2 separate regions of the Mus musculus genome follow, and region 2 is linked to region 1. Evidence: chromatin loops called from intact Hi-C (ENCODE). Cell type or tissue: left cerebral cortex. All regions are shown on one strand. Links, peaks and the distances in the headings refer to the core of each region. The heading gives the core; the rest is flanking DNA. Region 1 has its middle 64 kb from the start of Gm34983. Region 2 has its middle 38 kb from the start of Gm20110.

The links. Hi-C counts contacts between places; a loop is a spot of excess contacts. Peaks named below come from ENCODE experiments on the same cell type or tissue, not always from the same donor. Only the 100,000 strongest peaks of a DNase experiment are listed, where the experiment ranks them.
Region 2: it touches region 1 in a loop (2.4-fold over the local background); 2 of 42 quality-filtered maps call a loop at or near these places.

What each region holds. Positions count from the first base shown.
Region 1 is chr10:99,391,779-99,400,438 of GRCm38, forward strand. No RefSeq gene overlaps it. Among named protein-coding and RNA genes, the nearest start is that of Gm34983, 64 kb to the right of the region's middle. In left cerebral cortex, for the core only: no CTCF peak of the experiment used is centred there; DNase peaks (open chromatin) are centred at 1,317, 1,567, 1,970 and 5,023; H3K27ac peaks cover 2,235 bases.
Region 2 is chr10:99,566,524-99,575,183 of GRCm38, forward strand. No RefSeq gene overlaps it. Among named protein-coding and RNA genes, the nearest start is that of Gm20110, 38 kb to the right of the region's middle. In left cerebral cortex, for the core only: no CTCF peak of the experiment used is centred there; DNase peaks (open chromatin) are centred at 2,065, 3,962 and 7,703.

The sequences.
Region 1 (8,660 bases), core at 205-8,204:
TTGAGGGCAACATTCAAAAGTTAGGCTGGGTGCTGGGCAGACCCAAAGGAAGGCACAGCCATCATACCCTGTCTTCTGCGGCCGGTGGGCTTTCTGCCTGGGCATGCAGACATCCTTTATAATATGTGGAAGAGGTTTCGTAAGTTTTAGTCTTTCTTGTGCTGTGAGTCACCAAAAAAAAAAAAAAAAAAGTTTTAACTCACAGTTTACTTAAATTTACCCTCATCTTAAGCAACAACGTCAGTGAAACCACAAGTTTATTGTACCAGTGACCCCTTTTAATGCATCTTCAAAGAAATAAAATTTAATGATATCTTTACCCAAAACTTATTATAAGCACTACATGTCTTTTGATATTTAGACTGTACTTGGCTTTTACAAGGGTTAACAAAGCACACGTATATTTGTATATTGGGTTGTACCTTAAGATAGTCCACGTACCATATATTTGGTGGCATCGTTATGAGGTATAACAACCTTCTGTAGCCAAAAGGTTAGCGGCCAGACATCTGATACTTTCACGTGGTAGAATGTTGGAGGAAGTAATTAAAATATTGCCATGCCAGGTGGGTAGCTTTTGATTTTGCCTTTCAGAGCTGTTTGGATTTTATAACAAATAAGGAACTATTTTAGGCTTTTAGGTTTTAGGTTCCACTTTTAAAAGTACCTTAGAGGCAGATGGAGTCAATCTTAGCACTGTAGAGACAGGCAGGCAGGTCTCTATGACTTTGAGGCCAGCCTGGTCTACACAATAAATTTCAGGACAGCCAGTGCTACATACTATAAGACATTGTCTAGAGAAAACAAAACAAGGGCTAGAGATGTGGCTCAGTGTTTAAAGCATGTACTGCTCTCTTCCAGAGGACCCAAGTTCAATTCCCAGCACCCACATCAGGCTCCTCACAAACACCTGTAACACCAGCGCCGGGGAATCTGACACTCCCTGCTGGGCTTTGTAGGAACCTGCACACAAACACAGCACATACACATAAATAATAAAACAGAAAAATAAGTATTAAAGAAAACCAAAACAAAATATAACAAGTTCTGTAGGAAACGGAGTTGTTACTAACAGTCTGAATCATTTCAAAAATCAAAACATGGCTTTAGTGAAGCATAAAGACATTGAATAAGCTGTTAAAGAGCATTATCTTAAATACCAATCACTGGACATGTGTATGTGCATGTGTGAGTGTGTGCAAGCATGTTGTGCTTAAGTCATGTTGTGCATAAGCTTCCCTTGGGCCCTTCCAGTCACTGACTCATCTAGCACTCATATGAAGATCAGCTTTGAGTGTGACGAGGGAACTCACCTTTTTTTTTTTTTAGCGCAACATCAGACAAGGTTCTCCAATGTTATGACGGTATGCCACAAGTCTGTTCTTTGTTAGTGTTGTGTACTATTTCCCTGTTAATTATTGCCACATGTAAATATTTAGGTTAACACCTCCCAGGGTAGAAGGATCCTCTTTCTCTTCAAAGGACAGACCATCCCTTGAAAAATCCCCTCTCATCAGGAAGTGTGCGAGCAGAAGACAGTGCTTGCTGGAGACTACAGCCTTTTCTGTCATCGTAGAAAACACAGAGCTCCCTTTGGGGTGCTAAATATAAGTAGTGGTTAGATTAATTTCCCTTCTTGGTTTTGCCACATTGGTGAATGGATGCAAGATGCTAGCCTCATGAGAGAGAGAGAGAGAGAGAGAGAGAGAGAGAGAGAGAGAGAGAGAGAGAGAGAGAGTCCTAAAGCAACATAAAAACATTTTGATTTAATTTTTGGATGGTGTAAAATTTTAGAACAGGAAATTAAAAGCCCACATAGCTACCCAACAAGATGGTGATAAGACATGAAAGAGTCTTTCAAATGAATCTGAGGCTAAATTTAGGAGAGTGCTTTCTGTTCAGGCCAGCTGTGTGCGGAATGGAGCGAGCCGAGCAGAGCTGGGGACGAGCAATCACGGGCAGTTCTCCATTTCCCCTTGACTTCCTTCGCAGCCAGGCTTCATTTAAAACATGTGAGTTCGTGAGAATTACTGTAACAGGAGCTGCTCCCACTCTCCAGATACAAAAGTCCATGCCAGAGGCAGACAGGAACACTGGGCGCCTTGCTGCTTACATCTGAAAATGAAAATTGAGAGCTCAGTGACTCAAGACTAGTTGGATTTTTGTTTTTGTTTTTAAGGTGTGTTCTGTGATCTTCAGTAAAACACTAAGCTTTGGCTGTAGAAATTCTCTTCTGAAAAAGAACCACAGGTTCCACAAATGATCAGGAAGGGCCTGGGGCTGGGGCTGAAGCCGGACACCTGCAATCCCAGCATTCAGTAGGTGATAGGAACATAATGCAAGTTCCAGGCTAGCCTGGGCTATGCAGCAAGTCTGTGGCCAGCCTGGGCTATGTAGTAAGACTTTGTATCAAAAGGGAGAGGGGAGAGGGGGGAGATGGGGAGAGAGGGGGAGAGGGGAGAGGACGAGAGAGGAGGAGGAGGAAGGGGAGAGGGGAGAGAGGAGGAGAGAGGGAGGAGGAGGAGGGAGAGGGAGGAGGAGGAAGAGGGGGAAGGGGAGAGGGGAGAAGGGAGAGGGGAAAGAGAGGGAGAGGGAGAGGAGAGAAGGGAGAGGGGAGAGGGGAGAAGGGAGAAGGGAAAGAGAGGAGAGAGGGGGAGGGGGAGAGGGGAGAAGGGAGAGGGGAGAGGGGAGAGGGAGAGTTCTTATTTACCTTATTACCAGGAATAATTCTGTTCCCCTTTCAACCTTTTGGGCTTTTTTTCTCTGTGAATTTTCCTGAGCCTTAGTTGGAAGTGTGTCACCAGGTATCACATTTGAGCCCTCCATGGTCATTTACACCCTGCATTGTGACAGTTGAGGTGGTTCCTAGAGATTTTTTCATAAATATCCATCCCAAATCATCTTTGAAAGACAGCAGCAAAACACTGGTTTTGTGAGTTCTGGGCTCAGAAAGATCTGGGCCTAACTTCCTACCTCTTTCATTGGCCCATCTTATATTGTCAACTTTGAATTGTCTTTCTAAGCAACACTGCCATAGATGAACCACCTGAGGAAGGGTTATGGTAGAGAATTTGAAAATGAGGCCTAAGCATGACTGAAGAACCCAACCTGCCTCTTTTTGTGTCAGAATGCAAGGCTCAACTTCCAGTCACTGACCATGTAGGGGATTAACGAGTACCTCAGAACCGTGAGTTCTTTCAGGTCTCTCTTTGACTGACAGTTGCCAAACATTTTCAGTTTTATTTTGTGGGCATAAATTTTCCAAAAGTGTACCAACCTACAAACAGAGCTAGCTATATGATTGTGTTTCCTTGTTTATCATTTTATTTTGGTGAACAAGTGCTGGGGTTGTTGATGGCGAACCTGTTGTCTGAAAGGTTGAGTTAAGGGGCTGAGAAACTTGAGTGTTCATGGAATGCAACTGAAAGCTAATATTGTCACAGATAATTACTTTCTCAAAAAGACCACTTGAAACCAGAGTGTTCAGGCCAGCGAGGCAGACAGTGCTGTAAAATGTAGCTGAGCCTAATTTATTTGATTTCATCTTGTTTTATAGACTGATGATTACTGTAGGCTCAAGTCTAGGGGACCAGAATTTTATTGCAGAGAAAATCCTTTCCCCCTCCTCCTCCCCCACCCCCTCCTCCTCCTCCTCCTCTTCTCTAGCCTTCCTTCCTTTATCTTTTTTGGACAAGGTCTTCTTATATAGCCCAGGTTTTCCATAACTTTCAAAATAGGCCAAACTGGCCCTTAACTTATGATTTTCTTCCCTCCCCTTCCCATCCTCCCACCTCCCAGTTCTTCCTTGAACAACTCAAAAAGAGTTATCACAGTTTCATGTGTTGGGAGCAAACCAAATTTCATAAACAGCATGTAAAATGAAAAATGCCCCGTTAAGTGTCAAGGCCTCCAGTGTTCCTGGGCCATGAACAAAATAAGCTTGACCTTAGTCTTGGTTAAAAATTGCTTGATTTATTAATCTGTGGACTGGGAGACTTAGATAATAAAATGCCAACTTGGTTTTAAATACAAACCTCCAATATAATGTACTTATTTATCCAGATGTCTAAGATTAATAGTTTTTTTTTAAAAGACAAGACAAAACAAAACAAAACAAAACAAAACAAAACTAAAAACAGGTATGTGAGAAAAATTCTGAAAAGTTGTGGGATGTGACGAATGGTTTTCTTATGTGAGCTTCATTTTTTTTTTTTTGGTAGATTTTTGGTTCTCTACTGGCAAAATACTTTATGATAAAGCCCACAAGTATTTTTTGATAAATATACAGGTTATATAGCAAGTAGTATATGCTTATAGTCTCAGAAATTGAAAGGTTGAAGCAGGAAGATTGCCATTTCTTGAGAATAGCTTGGGCTACATAGCAAACACTAAGCCAACCTGGGCTATGTAGCAAAACCCCATCTCAAACAAACCCATACAATATAAAACCAAATGGCACAAAATAACAACAATGATGGTAGGAAAGGGATCTACCATGAATTTCCACCCCAGCTCAGTTTCTCTCTCTTGATAGCTCTTACCTTTCTGCACTGGGATTCCTTCAAACCATTTGAATCATAGCCAAGACAAAAAAAAAAAAATCTGTATTAAAAAACAGTACCTGGGAAGAAGCCCATGACCTGGCTACTAGTTTGAAATGTACACGGATGATGTCTTTCTTAAGATGATGCCAGAGTAAACTTGACTTATGAAAGGCATGTTTTCTTTACCTTTTAAAGACATAGAACTCTTTTGTTTTTGGTGGTAGAAAAAATGAGTTGGGGCTGGGGCTGGGGCTGGGGCTGGGGCCTTTTATGATCAAGTTAAGTAACCCAGAGCCTTGGAACAAACAAAGAAAGTGAGATTCGCTTTCACAGAAGGCTGGCCCATTGGTGGTTGGCAATTCCAGTCTAGCTGATCCAACAAGTTTTCACATCTTAAGGCTCTGAGCGCTATGAGTCAGAGGGTGAGGAAGAGAGAGGGAGGATGTGAGCTCACTGCAGAAGGCTGGTATTAAAGAGGACCAGCATTGTGTGTTGGACCCAAACCAGAGCTGGGAGTGGCTGCTATTGCAGCAAGAAAATATGAGCACTGGTGGGAGTAGCCGAGGTGTTTGTGGAGTCACCTTTAGGGCCTCCAGGCAGATCTTCCAGAGAAGTAACACATTGCTTACTGGTGTGTATGGTGAGCTGGCTTTGGAATCTTACCCCCACTTAGCCTTCTGCCTGGAAATAGCATTAGAGGAGGGAGACTCGCCTCTCCATTGACTCACTCAGAACTATACTTCCTTTCATCGGAACGTCAGAGTGAGGTCACCATGGTGACCTCATCTGGATTCAGGAGTTAGAAAAATAAAGCATGGTACCATGTGGAGCTTGACCCATAGGTCATTAATGCTGGTGACTTCTGGATGGTACCCAGACCCAAATCTCAGAAATCGAAGAAATGTGTTAAGCCCAGTTTCATTTGGACAGCGGTTCAGATTTTCTCCCAACTAATCTTATTTATTCCTGACTTTTACTGAAAGTAGATTCTCTTTCATATAATATATCCTGATTATAATTTTCCCTCCCTCCCTCCCTCTACTTCTCCCACTTCCTCCCTACCTTTCCTCTTTTCCAGACCCACTTCCTGTCTGATTCTCAGTAGAAAAGAACAGGCTTCTAAGAGACAACCACCAAACATGACAAAATAAAATATACTAAGATAAAGCAAAACCTTTCATATCGAAGTTGAACATGGCAACCGAACAGGAAGAAAAGAGTCCCGAGTGTAGGCAAAAGAGTCAGAGACCTACTCATTCCTATAGTCGGGAGTCCCTTAGAAACACAATGTTAGTAGCTATAGTATGTACACAGAGGACCTGGTGCAGACCTATGTAGGCTCCTTGCTTGCTGCTGAAGTCTCTGTGAGTTCATATGCATCCTGACTGATTCACAGGCCTTGTTCTCCTGGTGGCCTCCATCCCCTCTGACTCTTACACTCTTTCCATCTGCTTTTATAAAGGAATCCTTGAGTTCTGAGGGGTATCTTTGCATCTGTTCTCAGCTGCTGTCAGAGTAATCCTCTCTGATGATGACTGGATAATACACTGATCCATGAATATAGCGGCATATCATTTTATTGACTTTTGACTATTACTACATTATGTTTAGGCCAGTTGCATTCGGTTTTAGGTTTGTAGTAGGTCTCGGGCCTACCTAGTATCAGGTGCTTGGCTGCCCAAGCAGTGTTAGGTATGGGCTCCTTCTCATGGAGTGGGCCATAAACCAAAACAGACATTGGTTGGTTACTCCCACAAGATCTGTGCATCTGCCATGTGCCATCATAGTTTGCAGGGAGCACAGACTGTAAGTCAAAGTTCTGTGACTGCTTTGTTCATTAAAAGAAAAATGGACTAGCTCAATGGGGCATTCTTTATGAAACATATTAATTATGACTTTTCATTGCAAGTGACAGAAATGCAACTTGCAGCTGTGTAGGTGAAAGAAAAGAGTAGTAGAGAATGTAACTGGCTCTGCAGAGTTCTAAAAGCAACTTTTCATCGTCAGATATAATTGTTGTCCCTGTCTGAGTCTTACTGTTGTAATAAGCCCATTCTTTCTAGTTCTTTCTGAACCCTGGCTGGCTGGTTTAAGTCAGCCATCTTGGCTTAAAACTCTTCTCCAAGCTGATTGATTTAAGCTGGCTTCTGACTAAATTGCTCTGCTTGGCCTCAAACTAACTCTGGCAATCTGATCTAATCTTCTGGCTCCTTTTTATTCTCTGGCTCACTCTGTCTTCACCTACAACCTGTCTCTGTAAAATTGTCCCAGTAGAAACTTCTCACCCCCCGCCCCCCAACTTACCTCGCTCCATCCCTTTCTCTCTCAGCTGCTCTGGTAAGTAGCATGTCTTTCCTGTCTCTTCTCATGAGAGTTGGGACTATCCTGTCTTTGACTAATTTTGTCAAATCTTTCTCTGATTTGTCACTTTGTCTGCCCCCTCAATTAGATATCACTTTCAAAAATAGCTGCCTTATTCCACAAACTAAGTTTGCCTTGATTGTTTGTGATTAAAGGTGTTTACTAAGGATGTGTCTGTATTCCAGCCAGAGGGATTAAAGATGTGTCATTCCAGCCGGATCACACAGACACAGAAAGCGTTTGGATGTGATCCCTGATCCCGTCCCAGAGCAGCCGTGCTGTTGGATTAAAATTCTTCTACATAGGGCCACTGGACACAGGGACCCAAGTGATGTCAGGCCTCTTTCTTGTCTAGCCTCATTCTTCGTAACATGTTTGCAGCTAGGACTTTTTCACCAGGTCACCTCTTCTTGCATGCTTTCAGATTAGCATCTTAAGCCTTTGTATCAGAGAGGGGTGGCCCTTTTTCCTGAAGTGCCATCTTTAGTTTGCCCAGAGGGTCCAGCCTCTGATATATGGATCGGTTACTATAATTGATGGCTCCCTGATGTATGTGCTGGTGTAAGGTATAAGCATTTCCCAAAGAAAAGAGAAAAGCAGATGGAACTGTACCTAGGAGGAAAAGACGACCAGAAAGATGAATTAGGCTTATTCATTACAGGACCTAAAATCAAGTATGATGAGTATTGGTCAGGGTTCTTCAGTGAGATACAACCCATAGGAATCATATAGATATAGGTGGATTCATTGACACCGGTGATAATTTATTATAGGTCTTAGTTCATATGATTATAGAAGCAAGAAGTTCTATTATCCACCATCTGTAAGCTGGAGAACCACAGAAGCTATCAATTCCAGAGGCCCAACAACTACAATGCCAGTGATGTGAGTCTCAGTCTCATTTGAAAGGCTTGGGCTTGGGAAGAGAGAAGGCCAGTGGTGGTAGTGCCTGTCCAAGCTTGAGCCTAAGAATCTGGAGGGCAGATCCCTCTGCAGGGAGAAGATGGGTCTCAGCTCAAGTAGAGAGTGAACTCACCATTCCTGTATCTTTTTGTTCCATTAAGGCCTTCAGTAGACTGAATGATGCTGGCCTGCCCTGTTGAGGATGTATTTTGCTTAGCCTTTGCTGATTCAAAGGATAGACTCATCTGAAAATATCCTAACATATTCCCAGAGATATTTTACCAGTGATGTGGGCATCCTTAGCTCGGTTTAGATGGCTCATAAAAGCAATCACGACAATGATATAAAAGGAAACATTTTTTAATAGATATTAAATTAGGAAAAAAAATCCGTAAAGCAGATAACTAGACATCGACGATCCTAAAGTTGGTGGTATGAACTGATGATTTATCTCTGTTAAACTTCTAGCCTTGATGGTGGGAAGAAATCTACACCACTGAATGTTCATTTCACAATGAGGTACAAAACACAAAAGGAAAAAAAAAATCTTGTTTCTCTCACATTCATACCTCACTTTCAAGGCTCAAAATAAAAATGATTTGGCTGGCTTCATATGGAAGAAAGTGTAGTTCTGATGACTCAGTGCAGGCTTTGGATTAAACTCAGCTGCTTCCGGACTCTAGAAAAGGAGCTCCATCTAAGCTTTGCAGTTCTGTGTTCTCTGAAGATGGGATGCCAAGCGCTCAAGTTTCCTACAGAAACTGTGTGAATTCCATCAGTTAAAAGTGTGCCCAAAACTATGGCTCTCGGTAGGCGTCTTGCTGCTCACTTTCCCTTAAATGTATGCCGTTT
Region 2 (8,660 bases), core at 350-8,349, 170 kb after region 1:
TTAGCCTATTTTCAAGTTTGATTATTTGTGAATTGTTGGTTTAAAATTTCTTTATATCTTACAATGTTTGGACAGTGAATACGGTGCTAAAATATGTATTAGACGCATAGTTTGTATTTTTGCCTATTTCTCTGTTGCCTCTATATTCTGCTGGCTATTTCCTTTGCTGGGAAAACACTTTTTCCTTTGGTACCATATTGTTTGTCTGTTTTTATGTCAGTGTCCTGCATGGTGGATGTCTGTCCTTTGAAAGAGAGGCTGCTTATGCAGATGTGGCGATCTTCCTATATTCTTGTGGTAGTTCTGACTTAACATTTAAGTCTTTTATCTGAGAAACTTTGGAACACTGTCTTTAAATGGGATACCTCCATCAAATTGCTCTCCTCCCGGCTCAGGAACCCTGCAGAAGAAGAGGCGGAAAGATAATAAAAGCCAACGGGAATGGAAGACACCAAGGAAACATAGTCTTTTAGGCACTCATATGAGCTCACATTGACTGTAACAGCATGCACAGGACCTGCACAGGCCCAAGTAAGATGGAGTCCAGTCCTGAGAGAAGGATACATATGTCCTCATCCAGAAATGATTTTCAATTAATAACCAAGCACAAAAGAAAAATTAGTTTTCTCCAATACAAACCACACTCCAGAGCAGACTCCATGTCCAGCAGTGTATGGTCAATACAAGATGAACTCAAAGTTGGTTTTAGAGTTGTTGTTTTTGTTTGTTTGTTTTCCCATAATGCCTTGTCTGGGCATTTTGTGCCTTTTCTTTGGGCTCTTTTTCCCATGTTCATTTGTTTGTTTTGACCTGTTCAAGCTTTTATTTTCTCTTATTTTATAGCCGATACATACATTTTTTATAGAGTGGGATATAAGGGTCAAATTTCAACCACATGTAGTTGAATATTAAGTAATTTAAGTGACTATGTGTTTGTAAAAGCTAAATTGAACAAACTAGTTTTCTTTTTTTGTTGTTGTTTTTTTGTTTTTTTGTTCTTTGCGGTTTTTTTGAGACAGGGTTTCTCTGTGTAGCTCTGGCTGTCCTGGAACTCACTTTGTAGACCAGGCTGGCCTTGAACTCAGAAAATCTGTCTGCCTCTGCCTCCCAAGTGCTGGGAACAAACTAGTTTTTACTGAAGACATCATGTGTCATTGCTACAGTCCACTGCAGCTTCTAAATATTTGAGTTCTTGCTTAAGTATTTAGTGATAGCATAAATCTCATGTGGTTTTTGGTGAGGTTTCTCTGTCTCAGTTGCTGCGTGTCCTTGTGTTATCTTTGCAAACAAATCTCTATGAGATAGATCCAATTCCTATCTTCATCTTTTAAAGAGGGAAGTGAGGTTAAAGAGTTTAATAGCTCTCGACTTGTAAAACGTTAGAGGATGGGTGCTTGGCCTCTCTCCATCACGTTCATACTCCTCCACGTTAATTGGCCCCTATACATGAACTGCATTAACACAGCTCTCCATCTACCTCTCGAAGTTAAGCAGATGTTATCCCAGGTTTTGGCTGTCAATACCAATCATCCTGAAACTTCTTGTATCATTAACCAAACCTGACTTTTTTCAGAGTCATTTTCAATATTGCAGACAAACTGAAGGCAATGGGACTGAGGATATCCTAATGCCCCAAACTGGAGACTCTATTGAATATGATGGTTTGCACAGAAACCCCACCTACTGGCAAGTAGAAAAGATATGGGAGCCAGTTATGGCAGTACCAACACTGCTGAAGCCGAGGCAGGAGGATCAATGGTGTGATAATATGATGAAGGTTGAGGAGAGGAGACAAGAGAAGATTTGGGAGTTGCAGAGGCTGGTATTAACCAGTTCCCCGAGTAAAGAAGTGAGTGGCACCATCTTACTTTTGATAATACTGGTTCAAATATATGGATGCAGTGGAGGTAAGACTGGCATATGACTTGAGTAATGGCTGAAACTTCTAAGATGGAAGAGAAGGGAGAGGAAACAGCATAAGCCAGAGTTCAGATGCAAAATGGAGCTAGGAAGCTAGCAAGAGAGACACGTCAAGAACCGGAATCTGTCACAGAGCCAGCAACAGAAAGCAGGCACGGAGCCAGCCTTGAAGGAAGCTGCCGTTATCTCAGAGTGGGCAGTGTTGTACTCTTGACATAACTCCAGGCATTGCTGAGATGATCTAACCTGATGCTGCTCATTCTGTGTCACTCTTCAGGCCTCTCCATGACATAAACGTGATGCTGCTTCCTTCTTTGGTCACATATAATTGGCAAATGTTTACTCTCTGCCATCATTCCAAGCACTAAAGAGCTTCCCAGGATCTGCATTCAAAAAACAAGTCAAAACCAAACCAAACCTATTGTTGAATGTCCCATTCATAAAGAAACCATCTACTATGAACCAGACACTGTCCCTCTGTGCTCATGAAGTCAACCAGCATGTCTTTATTGTGCCCATGCTGAGCAGGATCTGGGCTTAGTCTCTTGCCAAAAATTAGGTGTTTCACTTAAAAACAAAACAAAACAAAAACCCAACCAACCAACGAAACAAACAAACAAAAACAAAGATTGAGAAATTACTTTTTCTTTGACATCAAGAAATGCCAAGTGAGTTTTTTAGGCTTTGTTAAAAAAATGATGAAGTTTGGAACTTTCCAGACAGCGAATGTAGGTGTTAAGTGGGTTTTCAACCAGTATTTGAGTCATTACATTTATCACGCAGTTATTATAAGTTATTATTTTTGTCTTTTAAAGTTGAATATTTGGAATAGAGGAACACTGCCTTTGCTTTTCAAAATGTTTTTGTATTGCTGAAAATAGAAATAATGAAGGAGGAAAAAAAAAACCTCAAAAAAGAAGGAATCATGCTTTCAGTAAATCAGGAAATGGTTATTTTATAATTCAAACATAACTGGACGCATTTGTTCTCATGATGCATAGGTGGGGGCATTCAGCTCAGCTAGTGGGCACATTCTCATATTCAAATCCAGCTCTATAAAGCCTCCTTCTAGCAAGCCCTTCAGCTATCTTAAGCTTATCTTATCTTTATAGCCTCATTCACTAGAGCCATGATATCCATTGATGCAGTGGTTAGGGGGCAGATCCTCAGTGTTCTCACAGTATTGCTATATGTAATAAATATTCATAAAAGCTGCACAACACAGGTCCTATGTGCATGCTTGCTGATAGTAGCTATCATAAAAACGATTTAAGAAAAACACCTTTATTAAAAAAAAAAAAGGTTTCTTGAAAGATTGTTTAGGGGTGGTACACGTCACAATGCCCCTGTGGAAGTCAGAGAACAGGCTGCAATATTCATTTCTCTTCTTTTTAGGCTAGAATGTAGGTCACCAAGCTTGGCCAAGAAAGTGGTGTTTTTTTCTGTTTGTTTGTTTTTTTTTCCTCCCCCTGAGACACTTACGAGTCCTAAGATATTTTTCTTTTCCAGGAATTATTTAGGATGCGTGGACCAACCGTCCTTGCATTAATTATAAAGATGAACTTTGGTTCATTTGTCCTTGGTGTTGGTTTTAAAAGGAAAGGGTCCTAGCTTCTATCTAGTTGTGCATCTTTGAGGGAGGGTGATGTATTTAACTTCCCAGCTCTGACCTCATGTTTATGAAATTTGCACGCATGGTGTGAAATGACCTTTGCGTTTTTGAGCTCTTGGGCAGAGTTTCCCACCTCCTTGCAGGGTGAGGAATCTAGACAGCTGCTTGCTGGCATAAGGTAAAGTTGTAGATAGTAGCAGCTCCTTCCTACCTTTAGCCAGAAGCCCTTCCAGCAGACACCAAAGACTCCCGGGCATTTTGCTGCACTCTGGCTTTTCAAGGATCTATTGGCACATTCTCTTCCTGCTTGGTAATTAAGACCAGCTGTCTCCATTTGAAAGGAAGGAATCCCTTTAAAGTCCTCTCCATCCTCTCTACAATGTGCTACTGAAACATGCTAATTAGTAACTGGACTTAGGACAACACAGACATGTGTTTCCTGTGAGACTGGAGAAGGAAGAGGAGGAGGAGGAGGCATAGGAACATCTGCGTAGTTGCATATGTGTGTATGTTTTTCTAATTTTCAAAATGACATTTTGAAGGAGAATCTTTCTACTTCAGTGTGATCAGTAACCAGGATGGAAGGCTCCGGAGGTGGGGGTAGGGCAATGAATTAACTTCTCCGGCTTGGTTTGTCAAGCTCACTACTTAAGCTCTTTGGTATCCCTCTTCCATCCATAATGCAGGCTTCCCTACCTCATCAAATTAGCATCCTTACTCTCACCTCCTTGCTTTTCACAGTCCTATCAGGAATCACTGGACTTCAGAGATTAAAAAAAAAGTTCTCTTTTCTTTGAAGACCCCATTCTGTAGTAAACTGATAGCCAAGTGGCTTTGCAACAGTTAGCACACTGGGGGATTTGACAAGAAGTCACAATGTTGAAAGGTGGCATTGTGTGAAGTGTCTTTAGCTAAAAATGGGGAAGACACCACTTTCCCAGCATAAACTGTGCTCTCTTACAAATAACTTGTAGCATCAGTTCATGGTTTTAAACTTGCCAGCAATCACCGCTTGGAGGCAAGAACTACTCAGGACACTGGAGGGGAAGCGGGCTCACTGGTTCATTTTACAGGGAAGAACTTGGGGGTTGACTTAAGTGGATATGGAAAGCTGGGGGTTGGGGAGGCTGCAGGTTGGTGCTTGGGAAAAGAGTGGGCTGCATCTTCTACCTCCAAGATCATTCTCCTGGGGCAGTTGGGCCAAGAGCCTGCCCCAGAATTTCTGCTACTTGTCTCGGCTATGCCTCTGGACATCTCAGAGGCTGCTCCTGTAATGTTCTGCATCTCTGTTGATCTCATCATCGTGCTTCATCGACTCATAGTTTCAAGTCTTACTGTGGGAGTCTGATAGATGACAATCCATATGACCTGACTCTACTGTAGGATGGGAAAAGACCTATTGTTTATGGAAGGTATTGTTTATAGAGGGTACAGATGAAGTTTTGGCTACTGTTCCCTGCCACTCCTCCACAACAAACTATACAAAGTCGTAATAATATAGTTTCCCATGAAGTAATTATATTGTTTTTTAGTGAGAAAATGTGATCAATAGCTACCATAGAGCTGTATGCTATAGCTCTACATTACAAATGTGGAATACTGTTTGTCCAATGTCAATCACTTATGAGTAGATAAAGCCTTGCAGGGTACATCAACAGACAGCCCACCATTGATAACTGTACACCTGGCCACAAGCCTTCCTCTTAGTGGCCAGCTAACATCTGGGAGTCATCTGCTGACCCCTCCAGTGAGTTACACAACTCAGAGACGGGGGGTGGGGGGGGGTTGTCAAGCCTCATTCCAAATATGCTGGGTGTCTTGTGCAAGGACCTACCTGAGCTTTCTGGTAACCTGTTCTGATAGGCTCATTTTACCTGCTCCTTTTTCCTGCCCTGCTACTGATGTCCCTAGATTCCTGGCTCAGCTTGGATTTCATTTTTCTCCCAAGAGAAAGCTGGTTGAGAGTGACAGAATTGCTGGTTTCCCCTTAGATGTTGGCTCTTCTATCTGCAACATGCCTTTCTCCTTGGACTCTTGGATTCTTATTACTATAACAGACATTTTCATATTCTCTCTCTCTCTCTCTCTCTCTCTCTCTCTCTCTCTCTCTCTCTCTCTCTCCCCCCCCCCCCCCAGTAACTCTAGATAGAAGCAAATGGAATGAGAGAGAAAAAAATGTGTGTGTGGTATTTCTTTGGCGAGCAGAGCAGATTGGTTCTCCAACCCCAGCATCTGCTCTTCAGCTGGGACTCCTTTCTGGTCTTCATTACTCTGACAATCAAACTCAACCTGCCGGCTAGCAATTCGCATAGGTGCGCCTGTGCTCTTCTGAACGCCATGTTCTTTTTCTCTGCTTCAAATTTTACCTTCCAGCTTTTTTTTGTTTACCTTTAATCTCCCCAACAAATAGTTACAAATCCCCTTCTATCTAGTCCTAAACATTTGCAAAGCCCAGAGCTTGGGAATAAATAAAGACCACACCTCATATTTCTAAATTCTTAAAGTGTATCCATGAGGCTAACAGAGAAGGCACAAGAGAAGGGGGTGGGTCAGAGAAGGATTACAGATGACAGAAATAAGGCAGATTAATGCAAAAGAGATACAGCTTGCTTGAAATGAGGTGTACTGCACTCCTGAGTTTATAATAAAATACGTAACCTCTATTTTTGATTAAAACCCAAGCCACCTGTAAAATGCTTCCTAAAGCTAACTTTAGAGTCGAGATTCGTAGACTCTAGAGTTTAGTATCAGAGTGTCAGAACCTAGGAGAGTATAGAGAATACTCACCAGCCTTAGCTTTCTACCCCATCTCTGTACAGCCCCTCAAAAGGATTTGCATGTGGGTCTGTGGGTATTGAACCTGCGCCTCCAGGGGCCGTTGGCATCACATCCCTGTAGAGGTCATTCTTTATGAGTAGACAGCACCCCATTTTACTCCTACTAGGTTAATATGAGGTCTTAAGACATTCCACATGGGGCCTCAGGCCACTGAAGTGGCAACTACTGGGGTCCTGGATTAGAAAGTGGGGTCTGTGGTAGGACAAGTGGTAGTCTGAAGGAGGATGACCTCTTGGCTCTGTAGCTTCCACAGCCGTAGAAGAGGACACGGAAGTAGAATTCCTGTTGCTGAAGCACTCTTGCCAGGGTTAATGGTGTCCATATTGGGGTGTGCTTCCTTCTTCTCCCGGGGTTCTCTTCCTCCGTGATGTCTAATGGAGTCGAACTCACTTCTCAAGCAGCATGGCATGTTGGGTCTCCTTCCAGAAAACCTTAATTCTCCTAGTATGTAACTCATTTGTCCTAAGATGGCAATAGCAAAAGACCGTAAGTCACTTAAGCACTGTGCACCCAGTTTTCTTTTAGGGCTCTCAAGAGATTTGGAAAAGTCAATATGTGCAGAAAGCTATATCGAAAGAAGTATTAAGTACTATAACTGCTAGCTGTGTACTCACACAGCACCCCGTTCTTACGCAGAAAGGCTTCATGTTGCTTTATTATATTTCCATTAGCGCCGTCTCTTCTGGCAACGTGCTATTGAATGCAAGGACTTAAATTGATTTAATTCTGTACTCTGAGCACAAAACCCAATGTACATTACTTAGTTGCTGCTCGGTAAATAGATTTGGGGTAGTTAAATCATCTTTTGGCAACTTGGAATTTGCTCCCGCAAGTGTTTATGCTGTGGTCTCTGCACGCCTATAAGGGAAGTGCCTGGGATTGAGCTCAGCTTCCTAGAACTTTCCAACTGTACGCACTTAGAGAGTTAGATGGGCAAGGTAGAACCAACCCCGAACCATGTCACTGGGTGGCTGGCAAAGAGAAGGAATATTCAAGTGGCATTCTTAAGGATCAGTTACATCTGTCCAAGATGCTGATTCTGTGTCACGACAAAAACTTCTCATCCACGACATCCCATTATGGAATGCTGTCTATGTCTTTGTAGGCGCCGACGAACGTGCAGGCTACTTTCCCAAGGTCTTTGTGACCAAGTGTTTTCTCAGCATCTTCCCTCTGAGGTGTTTGTGTCACTGTTAGTCTTCATTGGACCTGCTTATTCTGATGACTTGCAGATGAACAGGGCTCCGGAAATACGGCCAGGAGAGGGACCGTAAAGATGTTTGCCTGATTACGATTGCGAAACCACTCTGTCAAGTTTTCCCTATCATTTACTCAAGTGGTTGCTAGGTAATTTCTAGTCCAGCTCCACAATTAAAGTGAAAGGGCCTGGCAGCCAGCTCATCACTCGGTGGTTCTTCCGCTCGAGCTGGGCCTGAGCTGTGATCAGATACAACAGAATGCTTTGCACGGGACCTAGAAAACCCAAGCAAAGGGCCGCAGAAACCCTCCTCAGCGAGTCCAACCTCATTCTGGGAACATTGTTCTCTCAGTGACCCATAGGATGATAAAAGTGTGTTCTTTTTGTGCTTGCAGAGCTATGTTTAAGGTTTTCCCTTCTCCCACCCCAAAAGAAAACAGAAAGGAGGAAAAAAACAAACCTACTTAAATTACAGGGCATCTAAAAACAATATTAGGTGTTCTTTGAGTTTTCAAGTAATTATAACTATTCTAAAGTAATTGGCTTTACAACAAAGACTTGGACAGCTAAAGTGTGGAGAGTCCAAGACTCAGAGCGATTTCTGTGTTTTAGCTTACTTAATCTTCATGAATATCCTACTAGGTAGGAAGTCCTATTGTCTTTATGTTACCAGTGAGAAATGGAGGCATAGGAAACTATAGATTCACTTAGGTTCAAATGTTCCAAGGGTTAAATCTAGGTCCTTGTGTATACTAAGCATGGTTTGAGTCACTGATCTGTATCTCCATCCCCAGAATTAGGGCCATAGATTAAGGATACAGGGCCAGCATTCAAGCCTAGCCTGTTTTGTTAGTCTGATCATTTCACAGCCTTTTTTTTTTTAAATGTGGCAAAGACACATTTATTCATCAATTCTTCACTAGAGAGACCCCTTCTGAGCTATATTTTAAGGGAAGGAAATTCTAAGGGCATAATGTTAGTGAAGACTTTGTAGTTCCTGCTTTTTGTTATATATATTTTAATTCTTACTTTTGTTCTTTGTTTTGATTCAGGGTGTTGCTGTGTAGCTCTTGTTACTATGATCTCAAGAGA